Linked DNA regions of Homo sapiens: region 1 is linked to region 2. A link is a contact called in ENCODE Hi-C or POLR2A ChIA-PET data. All regions are on one chromosome and are shown on one strand. The core of a region is the stretch at or near the end of the contact, and the rest is flanking DNA. Distances in the headings are between cores, read along the strand shown. Region 1 holds the start of LPCAT1 (lysophosphatidylcholine acyltransferase 1). Region 2 holds the start of SLC9A3-AS1 (SLC9A3 antisense RNA 1).

Region 1 (6,830 bases), core at 4,136-6,635, 1.1 Mb before region 2:
CTGCACTCCAGTGCAGTGCAGTCTAATTTCAAGACTAATATAAAGCTTTAGTAATCAGTATAGTGTGATGTTGGCAGTTGCAGATGTACAGATCCATGGAACAAAATACAGAGTCCAGGAATAGACTCAACTATACATATATGGCCACTTAATTTTTTTACAAAGTTGTCAAGGTAGTTCAATGGAGAAAGAATATTCTCTTCAACAAATGGTGCCGAAACAGTTGAATATTCAGACGAAAACATTTGAAACTAAAAAACCTCTGCCTCCACTTTACTTTATGCCGTGTACAAATGTCAACTTGAAATGGAATACAGACCTAAATGGTAAAGCCAAAACTGTAAAACTTCTGAAGTAAGAAAATCTGAATGACCTTGATGCAGGTAAATATTTATAAAAGAGGATACCAAAACCATGATCCCTAAAAGAAAACGCTGATAAATTGGACTTCATCAAAATTTAAAATATCTGCTCTTTGAAAGACACTATCACTGCTTAACAAACCATCTCAGTCTGTAGTGACTGAAAACCACCACAATTTTCTGTTTGTCATGATTGTGGGTTGAATAGGAAGTCCATCCATTGTACATGATGGAGTCCCTCACTCTGGGGCTGTGCACTCCTCATCTGGAACATCCACAGGTCCTCTTGTACCCTGGGGTCTGTCTTCATACAACCTCTACACAAGCAGTAGTGGTTCTCCATATAATCCATACTGTCAAGAGTAATTTTTTTTTTTGAAAGAGAGTCTCGCTCTGTTCTTGCCCAGGCTGGAGTACAGTGGCGTGATCTTGGCTCACTGCAACCTCTGTCTCCCAGGTTCAAGCAATCCTCCTGCCTCAGCCTCCCGGGTAGCTGGGACTACAGGCGTGTGCCACCACACCTGGCTAATTGTCATATTTTTAGTAGAGATGGGGTTTTGCCATGTTGGCCAGGCTGGTCTCGAACTCCTGACCTCAGATGATCCGCCCACCTCGGCGTCCCAAAGTGCTGAGATTACAGGCATGAGCCACCGCGCCCGGCCCAAGAGTAATTTTTGAAACGATTATTACATCACTGCAGAAGTATGAAGCATCAAGGAATTAACAAAAATACAGAATCTTTATGTAGAAAAATTTAAAATGCTATCAAAGGGCATGAAAGAACATCTAAATAAATGGTAGAATAACCATGTTGGTGAAAAATCGTTCTCAAAATTATAAAGTGTCCATGCCACATCATCCATTTAAAAAATTTTTTTTTTGTATTTTCTAGTGCTTTGAAGCCTTGGAGCCTTGGAGCCTTGCTGGCCCTTCGAGGGCCCCTCCCAGGACCAGCCAGCTCTTACTGAAGTAACATTCTTAGGGAACAGGGAGAATGAACAGTAAGAATGAAGTAACATTCTTACTGAAGTACCCTGTACAATTAATGTGATTCAAAAGGAAGCTTCCAGCGGGAATTTTTAGCAATGGGGACAACTGCTTCCAAAATTTGGATGGAAAAATAAAATTCCCTGAATTCCTACTACAATTCTTGGGAAGAAGCGCCAACAGGAAGGAACCCCCTCTACAGTTACTAAGGCAGACGGTTGAAAGGTGTGAGACAGGAGTAAAGGAGTACGCGGACCGGCGGGTGAGACGGGAGTAAAGGAGTACACGGACCAATGGGTGAGATGGGGCAGCCAGAAGGAGCTTCAGGAACCCTTCTTTCTGTTCATGCTGGAAGTGGACCCACAAGTGGGAGTCTGTGATTGATACGTGGTGTTGAGAATATCAGGTCTCCATGCAGAGAAAAAAATCTTCAAATAGAATAAAATGCAACCATGAAAGGCAGAACTGAAAAAAGATGTTAGTAGAAAATGAAGGAGAATATCTTTTTCTATCCTATAGATAACTCTAAAATTCAAAAATTAAACAAACAAAACAAAAATACTCAGCCTTACCAGAACAAGCAGGTACCTTGTGTTCTCAATGCACTTGGAGTATAGGAAACACTTCTCTGTGAGCTTACACTCTTAAAACAGAGACAAAACCAGAGCAAGAAGCCTCAGGGGTGTGGTTACCAGCCCCAGGGAGCTGTGGGGGGCTTCCAGGAGGTTCCTGAGAACCACAGTGGGGGCTCCCTTTGTAGCTAAAGGGCCCTTAGGGTGGTTTTCCCAAAACTAAGTCCTAATGAGAAACTCATGTTTCCCCTGCTAGACAGAGAAAACTGCTTATACCTCCCCACCCAAGACCAACTTCTCTTAGTCAAGCTTCCAGACCCTCCAGGTCTTAAGAACGTTCCATTACATAGCAGAACCAAAGCCTAAGTGTGAAGGCCCAGTGTGGGTGGAGGAATTTCCTTGCTGCTCCTCCACGCTTGCGCTGATTTCCCCATAAGCAGCCCCTCTCCCCCACCCCTCGCAGTCCCCAGGAGAAAACTGACTCCCACACACAAGAGTGCCCCAGCTCCCCACCCCCTGGGCACGTGCCCTGTGGACCATCCAACCCCTTCCAGCTGCAGCAGAGAAGGAGTCCCCGCTCCGGGCCCCAGGCCTTTCCTTCCTCTGAGCGCAGAATCCTTCCAGACTGAGATGGGCCCATGACACCCCCTCTCACAGGGGTTTTCAACGTCTCCTGTGAGGCTGGCCTGTTGCCTTCCACCCAGGAACATGTCCTGGGCCCCTTCCTTGAGCTGCTGCCCTGGATCCCAGCCTCCCGCCAAGCATCCATTTTCCTCCTCCTGCCCATCACGCTTCCTCCTTTCTCAGGTAGCTGGGAAAGAACCTCTGTAACTCCTGCCCACTCCACAGCACCCTGCAGGGTGGTGGTCTCCACCCTTGCTACTACCACTGGCTGGCCTTCCCAGTTCTCTCCTGGCCAGTCCTCCTGGATGGGGCAGTTCCGTGGACTCAGCCCCTCTGGGGACCTCCGCTCCTTGGCCGCTCTCTGGGGCCTTCTTGGGTTCTGCTTGGTGAGGACGAGTGTGCCCCAGTCCTGCCCCCTGCTCTGCACAGCCCTTGGCCCTGTCACACCCACCCTCCCAGCTGTGCCCCCTTGTGTACTGACCCCGGAGCTGGGCCTCTGCGCCTCCTCCACATGGTGCCTGTGACCCAAGGATCCACTGAGCTTCTACACCAAGGCCACGCTGCCCACAGTGGCTCCACCTAAGACCCCTCTGGGAGAGGGACTCCTCTTTCCACCGACCTTGGCTCAAGGACAACCTGCTGACCCTGCTTAGATTGCCGGGCAGTATGAGGTTCTTCCCCCAGCCTCCCCACCTCCTTCCCTGGGTTCCAACTCACTTTGCACTCTGCAGGTTAAAGCAGAAGGAATTTATTCTCTCCCAGTCTGGAGGCCAGAAGCCTGCGATCATGGCACCCTAGGCCTAGGCTCCCTCTGAGAGCACTAGAGAGGACCTGCTCCAGGCCTCTCCAGCTCCTGGGAACTGCTTGCCTGTAGCAGCAGAACCCTGGCCTTCCCATGGAGCTCTCTCTGTGTCTGTCTCTGAGACCGAATCTCCCTCTCTATAGGGACACAAGCCATTTCAGACTAGGGCCCACCCTAATGACTTCCTCTTAACCTGATCATCTGCAAAGACCCTGTTTCCAAATAAGGTCGCGGCCACAGGTGCTGTGGGTTAGGACTTTTGCATCTTCTGGGGACACAGCCATGACTCTCTGGCAGCTCTCCCCATTGAATCTGGCTCTGCACCATCTCCAGCAGGTTTCCCCTCCGCCACACACCGCTTCCTGGCCTGTGCTTCTGGGAGGACCCCACTTTCATGGCTCTCCAAGTCCAGTCCTGAGGCTGCTCTCATCCCAGGACTGGGACACCCTAGGGCCCCTCCTCTCCAGAGCACTCAGGCAGCAGGTGGGGCCGCCTGGATCGCTGGGGTGCAGGTGCTGCCCTGTGGCTGGCAGGCTTTGTGTCCTGGGCTTTCTTGATGATCAGTTCGGTGAGGAGCCTTGGGTGGCCTCGGGTGCTGGGCTCTGGTTTTGGGGATCAGAGCAAGTGGCCACTAAAAGCCCAGGAGGTGGGTGCAACGCTGGTGGCTGGGCCACAGAGCCACCAATGCCCACCAGCACACAGGGCTCACCCCATCCCCGTGGGTGTGGCACTTGGGACAGGTGCTGCTGCTAGGCATGGGCTGGGACTCTTATGGGGCAGGAATATGGGCTGGGACTCTTATGGGGCAGGAATAAGGCCATGCAGCGGGTCTGGCCTGCCGGGGCCTTCTCTGTGCATGATATGTGGATGGCACAGACCCCTGGCCCTCACCCCGGTCTCAGACACAGAAGGGTCTCTGCCAGCCCGCTGCACTATGAGGTCCACAAGGGCGCAGGCAGGGTCATTGGAGGGGTCGGGGCACTCCCTGGCGTCTGCTGAGGATGGGGCCCAGCTGGGGCCAACACAGCAGTGACATCCCCAGGAGCCAGGACCCTGGGGGGTTGGCCAGGTGGCCCAAACCGGCTCTGTCTGGGTGAGGTCCGTTGGCCATGAAGGAACCAACAGGGCCAGCCGGGGTGAGGAAGCCGTGAGCACTGTGACCGAAGGCCTGCGTGAGTTCTGAAATCCAAGCGTGTTCACCCGGAGGCAGGAGCCCATCCTACTCTCGCTCCGGCTAATTATGGGCCCCACCCTGGGGCTCCTCACACGGCTCCTGAGCACCACAAGGGCAATGCCCGAGCCAAAGCAGCTACGGGTGAGAAAGCGCTGGGATCTCATCGCAGCCCCTGCACAACCAGCACGGACAGTCAGGGCCCCTATGTGCGCCTCCTGCCTGGGCCATCCCTGCGGGGCCTGAGGCCTGAGAGGTCCTGAGATCGGAGGGGTCCTGAGGTCTGAGGGGGTCCTGAGGCTTGAGGGGTCCTGAGATCTGAGGGGATCCCGAGGTCTGGGGGGTCCTAAGGTCGAGTGGACCTCAGGCGGGAGTCGCCTGGGCTGAGGCGCGGCTGGAAGAAGCTCCCTCAGCCCGGGGCAGCTTCCAGGGTCGCCGGTGCGAGCTAGGAGCCCAACGAATAAGAAGAATGGCGTGGGGCCTTCGCCGGAACAGCCCGGGGCTCGGCACCCAGGGCCTGGCCCGCCTTGCGCGTAAGCTGGACGCGTGCCCGCCCCTTCCTCCCTCCCCGCGAGCAGGCGGGCCGAGCGGCGGAAGGGGACGACGTGGCAGCCTCGCGGGCCCGGGGGACCTCCCTTTCTCCTGGCGCAGACCCTGCCGGGGATCCCTGTGCTCCAGTGGCTGCAGGAGGCGCCCCCGGTCCCCAGCGGCCCCGGCCCCCCACAGACCCCAGAGAAACCACCAGGTAGCGGAACTCCGGCTGGTGCCGCCCCTGCCGGCCGGCGGGAGGCGAGGCTTCCAGGGACGCCCCGCCCCGGCCGGCGCTCCCGCTCCGCCCACGTCACCTCCCGCGCCTGCGCGCCCGGCCCGCTCCAGCCGCCGCGCATCCTCGGCCCGCGCCCCGAGACCCGCGCCCAGCTAGCCCCGGCCCCGCTCGGCGCCCCAGGCAGCTCGGCTGCGCTCGCCGCGGGACGGCGCGGCCATGAGGCTGCGGGGATGCGGACCCCGGGCCGCCCCTGCCTCCAGCGCAGGGGCCAGCGACGCTCGGCTGCTGGCGCCCCCGGGGCGGAACCCCTTCGTGCACGAGCTGCGCCTCAGCGCCCTGCAGAAGGCCCAGGTGGGTGCCCAGGGCGCGCGGCCCCGGGAGCCGGCGCGGACGCCAGGGATGCTGGGGCCAGGGAGGCGCGGCCGAGGAGGGGCCGGGGAGGGGGCCTGGGGCGCGGCGCGGCCCTGCGAGCCGCGGCGCCTTCCCTCCCCGCGGCCGCCCCTCAGTTCGCGTCCCCGCCGCCCGCACCCGATGCCTCGGTCTCGGCGCCGGCTTCCCGCCGCCCGCACGCGCATCCTGGTCCCTCAGCGCCTTCCTCGGGGTCCCCGCTTCCCATCCCCGCCCCGCGTTCTGCTCCTCCCCCCAGACCCCTGCACCCTGAACCGGGCCCACAACCCTTTCTCTGCCTCCCAGAGCCCCGACCTCGGCTCCCGCGGGAGGCTGGACCCGCATCGCCGGTCCCCGCGCTCGTCCCTGGTCCGGGCCCCGCCCGCCTTGGCAGGCCCTGCGCGCAGCCCGGGGACTCCGGAGCGGCTTTGCCTGGACGCGGCCCGCGGGCGGGAGGGCACCGCGGCTCTGGGTGAGCCTCGTGTGCGGGGCCTGGTGGTGCCCGGGACAGGGCGCGCGGGCGGTGCGGGTCCCCTGTAGGGTCCCCTGTAGGCGCACGGGTCTCCCTGCTCTGCGGCCGCACGTTGCCTTCTGGGGTGCATGCTTCGCTCCTGTTGTAAGGGATGCTTTCTCGGGGCTGGTCTGACCCGAATCAACTTTATGCAACCTGGGCTGCCACGTGGGAGGGAACGGTTTGCTGAGATCCTGCGATGGGACAGTGGTGAGGGGAGACCCGGGGGCGTCGTGGGGAGGGGGCCGCTCGCTGCAGGAAGCTGCACCGGGGATGTGCTGGCTCAGCCTGGCTTTTCCGGCTACCTGGCTGCCAGCTGGGCTTACAGTTACCTGAGATCCACTCTCAAGAGGACCTTACTTTTGACTCTAGAATAATTCCTAGAAGCAAGCACTGTTTCGGGGCCTATGGGGCTGTCCGGTTTGTAGGGAGCACGCTTCCAATTGTGAGAATAGATTTCCGGGAAGATGGAGATTTGTTAATGCATAAAGTACTTTATCTGAAAGAACCCTGAAGTGAAAAGTTCTTGAGGCCAGTTTGAGCTTGTCATTTTCCCAGGACGCCTGCTTTTGCTCAAAGCCCCTTGATGCGGCTGGTCCTCAGGGTATGGAAGGGGACGGGGAGCAGGAGAGCCCGATGGTGCCGCCC
Region 2 (4,441 bases), core at 84-2,583:
TCTCCCTCCAGGTCTCCGCCTCGCGCGCGCTGTCTCTCTCCTCCCTGGACCTGAACCTGGCTCGCTCTCTCTCTCTCCCCGCCTAACCCCTCTCCGCAGCTCCTCTCCTCCAGGTCTCCGCCTCGCGCGCGCTGTCTCTCTCCTCCCTGGACCTGAACCTGGTTCTCTCTCTCCCTCCCCGCCTAACCCCTCTCCGCAGCTCCTCTCCCTCCAGGTCTCCGCCTCGCGCGCGCTGTCTCTCTCCTCCCTGGACCTGAACCTGGCTCGCTCTCTCTCTCTCCCCGCCTAACCCCTCTCCGCAGCTCCTCTCCTCCAGGTCTCCGCCTCGCGCGCGCTGTCTCTCTCCTCCCTGGACCGGAACCTGGTTCTCTCTCTCCCTCCCCGCCTAACCCCTCTCCGCAGCTCCTCTCCCTCCAGGTCTCCGCCTCGCGCGCTCGCTCTCTCTCCTCCCTGGACCTGAACCTGGCGCGCTCTCTCTCTCCAGCAGCCCCTCTTCCTCCTCTAGCGCCCTGCTGGCCGCACCTCCCTCAGGAGCCCGGACAGAGATACTCTGGCGTCTCTGCTGCTCCCACGGAGCTGAGGGCACTAGGGCCGCCTGAGATTTCCTTTAGGTGGCTCCGAAAGCTAGTCCGCGAGTCCAAATCCTGCGCTCCCAGGGAGCTGAGAGCAGGGCTGGGGGAAGCCAGACAGACGCCCCGGGTCCCCGACCCTCTCACAGGGATACAGGGAGGGCCGGCCCCGCAGACCCGGACTCTGCCTCCAGCTCAGAGCAGGGAGAGGGGCGGGCCGTGGGGTCTGGGCTTTCTGAGCTCCCTCTGGGGGCCTGGGAGGCACCCGGGGGACGCCAGGGCGGTTTGAGATGGAGGAAGCAGGTCCCCTTGGGGACCTTGACCTCCCGCGCTGCAGGGCCTGGGGCGGGACCTTCCTGCGCCGAGGAGGCCGCTGTCCCGGGACCCCCGGCGGGGGGACGTGGCGGGGCCGGGCTGGGGCTTCGCTGTTGCTGCTTCCGCCTCTGCCCCGCGAACCCGGGTCCTGGGAGGAGGCCCCAGCGGACGCCGAGCCTGGGGTGCGCCGCGGGAGGGGAGGCGAGAGCCGCCGGGCTCGGGGACAGCTGAGGCCCCCGGGGACGCCCCTCCCGCCCCAGCGCCCGGGCTCCGCGCGCCGCTCACGCCTTCCTCTCCCGCAGGTGACACCGGCTCCGACACGCCGCTAACCGGCCGCTCGTCCCCGCGCCACGGTCCGCCCACCGCCGCCGCCGCTGTCCCAGAGAAACCCCAGATCCCCGCGCGGCTACAGCGACCGCGAGCCCCGAGCCCCGCCTCGCCCACGCCAGCGCCTGCGCAGAACTCCGAGAGTGCCGCGCCTGCGCCCGCAGAGCCGCCCGAGGGCGAGCCGGGGGCGGGGCCTGCGCCGGGGGCGGGGCCGGAGCGCCGAGGGCTGCCGAGTGCGCACGCGCGTTCGGCGGCGGCGCGCCGCGTGCACAGCCGGCGCTCGTTCCAGCGGCCTCGCGCGCGCCGCCGCCCCGCGCTGCTGAAGCTGGCGTCGCTGCCGCCCTCGTGCCACGCACCGCCGCACGCGCTGGAGCAGGAGGAGACGCCGCTGTGACGCCGCCGGCGGGAAGGGTCCGCGCGCCATGGCTGGCCGCTCGCGCCCTTTCCCACCGCTGCCGGGAAACCGAGGCTCGCCCCAAACGGATTTGCGTGAAACCAGCCCAAGGTTCCGGGCCCCCCCAACCGAGCCCCGCGCCCGGGGACTGACTCGGGGACCGACTCAGGGACCTCCCGAGCGCCAGGACTCAGGGCCCGACCTGCAGCGGCTGCAGGCCCAGCGCCCGCAAGCGGCCTGGGCCGAGCGCCGTTTCCAGGCCCTCGCCAGGTCTTTGAACTGCAGGTAAAGTGGCAGGAACGTCTTCCGTCTGCTCAGCGTTTGGGGATTTAGACTCCTAAAGCCAGTACCTGCCCCGTTTCCCCCCCAGGTTCCGTCCTGCCCGCGCCCGGTCTCAGGGTGGCGGCCCCGGACACGGCCCGTCCCCACAGACGAGGTCTCCGGCCTGAGCTGTCGCACCTGGCGCGGAGGTCGCCCGGGGTGCCCTGGCTGGGTGAGAGGTGGCCTGGCGGGCGGAGCTTGCCAAGAATCACGGCCAGTCCTTAAGTGGATGGTGGGGCCCAGCAGCTGCTCTGTCCCCCTTAACAAACCAGGGGGCATGGAGGGGCCCAGGGCACCGCCCCCCTACCAGGCTCAGGCCCTCCAAGGAGAACCTGCTGAGACCCCTGAGCCTGTCCTAGACCCCGGACCCCTGACCCTTCCCACCCCTTCCAGCGTCCCAGGGCGAGGCCTTGGACAGAGCTCCTGGTCCTCTGCAGGGAGACCATCCAGCCCAAGCTCTGGGAGGCACAGTCCATTGAGTGGGCGGAGGCCGCGGGTGCTGAGCCGGGGAGGGTGCTCGGAGTCCATCCATCCCTCAGACGGCAAGTCCCACAGGGTCCAACCCACCTGAAACCTGCCTGCACGGTGGAAGTGGTGGAGGTGGACACTCCTAGGGGCTTTTCTAAAGCTAGACTCGCAGCTCCTTGCTCAGGAAAATTAAACTATTCACGTTTCAGATCAAGTGTTGACAGTCACCAGTCAGGAGGAGTTCTTAAAGAGTTTTATGTTGACTGAATATTGCACATTGAGTCCCCATTGAGTCCCTGGTGGGAAAAGTCCACAATTTCCCATTGATAGCTTTTTACTGTTGTGAAAAAGGGAAGCGTCAGCCACACAAAAGCCTGCATGACCGCTGCTTCGGAGAAGCTCTCGACCCTAACTGCAGTCACTGTTACTTGGATCAGATCAAGCGCAGTGACTTTTTGGGATTCAGTGGTTATTCTCCACACTTCGTAGCCATTTCAACCAACTCTGAGCACAAAATGCAGCCATCCTCTATGCAGCAAGCCCTGCCCAGTCAGTGACCCTACTGGACAGATCCAAGGCCAGCCCTGGTTCCCTGCTGCAGCCACCGTCCTGACGTTCATCGGAGCAGGCCGGGGCCTGGCCTTCCCGGCACAAGTGGCTGTTCTGACAGGCCCCCAGTTTGTCCCATCTGAACTGCTGGGAGGTTTCCGGGTGGCCAGAGGAGCAAAGCTGCCTTCCAAGTGCCTGTCTGTGCCTGGGAGAACAGAGCAGGAGCGTCGTGCGGTCCACCGCGCAATGCATGGCGATTCCAGGCGCTGAACAACTCCCCTGGACCCTTGGGCCTGCATCTGACTCCCAGCTGCAGAGTCAGAAGCTGAGTCCAGGCAACTGCTTGGCCACTCCCGATCGCTCCTCCCTGGACACCCGGTTACCAAAGTCAGCAAAGAAGATGCGGTAATCGCCGCCTGATCTCCACATGGTGAACACAACACTCCCACCAACACCTCCTTGACTGGTCGGTCTTCAGCACCGGGGGTGGGCAGGCAGGTGTTCTGTGTTGACGAGAATTGCACAGGCTAAACACAAACACGGAACCAGAGTGAGAACACCTCACTCACGGCAGCCCAGGCTGCTCCCTACCAGGTGACGGAGCGCGCCGGGGCTGTGGGTGCCAGGGGCTGAGTGCTAGGGACTCGTCATGAGTGGGGATCCCCACGTTCCTGTCACTGCTGTCAAACAGAAGGTAAACAGTCTTATGAATGTATTTCCTTAGGAAAACTTGTAAAAACTTTTATTAGGATATCTATTTAATACTGAACTTTGGCCTACTTTGTGATAGACTATAAACAAATTGAGGAAATCACTATTTCTCACTTCTGTATTTTCTCAAAAATAATTTTGTTACAGAGTTCAATATACTGTGTACCATTGATCTTCTATTGTGAAAGCAAAGAATTTCATCAAAATATTTTAAATTATGAGTGAAAATTGTGTATGTTAATTTTGCAGCTATAATATTAATCAAATTTCGTGTAATTCTAATCACAAAATGACGTGCCTTAAGTGCCCCTCCAGCTGTGGGTTGGCAGTGTCCAGACAGGGAGGGCCCATCACCGAAATCCTGAACGATTACTAGACCAATTCTATTAAAAACATTTCAAGGCATTTTGGGTGCAAACTTTGTTTATAAAAGAGAAATATCCACCTATGAGAATTTAAGGAGACGTCTCCTGTAGGCAGACATCGCTCTGCCCAAAAATTAGCACTGACACATGCGTGTGTGTGCGCGTTGTGTGCGTGTGTGCGTGCACGTGCTGTTGCTGCCCTTCCTAGCTGGTGTGAGGAAGCCACTGGACACAGCTGTGGCGCGACCCCTGGATCTGAGCACAGCCCCTCCGGTGCAGACAGATGGGGTCAGAGCCCCCTGCGGAGGCCTGTCATTGCAGGCACCCGTGAGGAGGATGTGACCAGTGACCGTGGGTCCCAGCGGTGACCCTCACACAGAATCAGAGCAAAACACCAGTGAGGGCTGCACACTCACCACCAT

Evidence for each region. A loop is a pair of places that touch in the nucleus more often than their neighbours do. ChIA-PET counts read pairs that join two places held with the same protein, here RNA polymerase II (POLR2A). Pooled maps may share reads with other maps.
Region 1: a pooled map shows a loop between it and region 2 (8-fold over the local background). The contact joins the promoter of LPCAT1 here to the promoter of SLC9A3-AS1 in region 2. A Hi-C loop is called at or near these places in 1 of 37 single-sample maps with no recorded cell type and 8 of 50 pooled maps. POLR2A ChIA-PET finds 5 or more read pairs at or near these places in 1 of 52 experiments (activated T-cell).

Annotation. Positions count from the first base shown.
Region 1 is chr5:1,522,515-1,529,344 of GRCh38, reverse strand. It overlaps LPCAT1 (lysophosphatidylcholine acyltransferase 1), which reads left to right and starts at 5,385. Exons shown (of 14, transcript NM_024830.5): 1 at 5,385-5,635. The coding sequence starts at 5,501. RefSeq lists a cis regulatory region at 3,993-4,228 and silencers at 4,998-5,397, 5,418-5,727, 5,998-6,197.
Region 2 is chr5:470,128-474,568 of GRCh38, reverse strand. It overlaps SLC9A3-AS1 (SLC9A3 antisense RNA 1), which reads right to left and starts at 1,333. Exons shown (of 7, transcript NR_125375.1): 1 at 1,170-1,333. SLC9A3 (solute carrier family 9 member A3) reads left to right here. Exons shown (of 17, transcript NM_004174.4): 17 at 1,187-4,113. The coding sequence ends at 1,190. It overlaps SLC9A3-OT1 (SLC9A3 3' UTR overlapping transcript 1), which reads left to right and starts at 1,604. Exons shown (of 2, transcript NR_024158.1): 1 at 1,604-1,890; 2 at 2,604-4,059. RefSeq lists silencers at 626-1,445, 1,566-1,635, 1,996-2,125 and enhancers at 1,369-2,009, 2,010-2,652.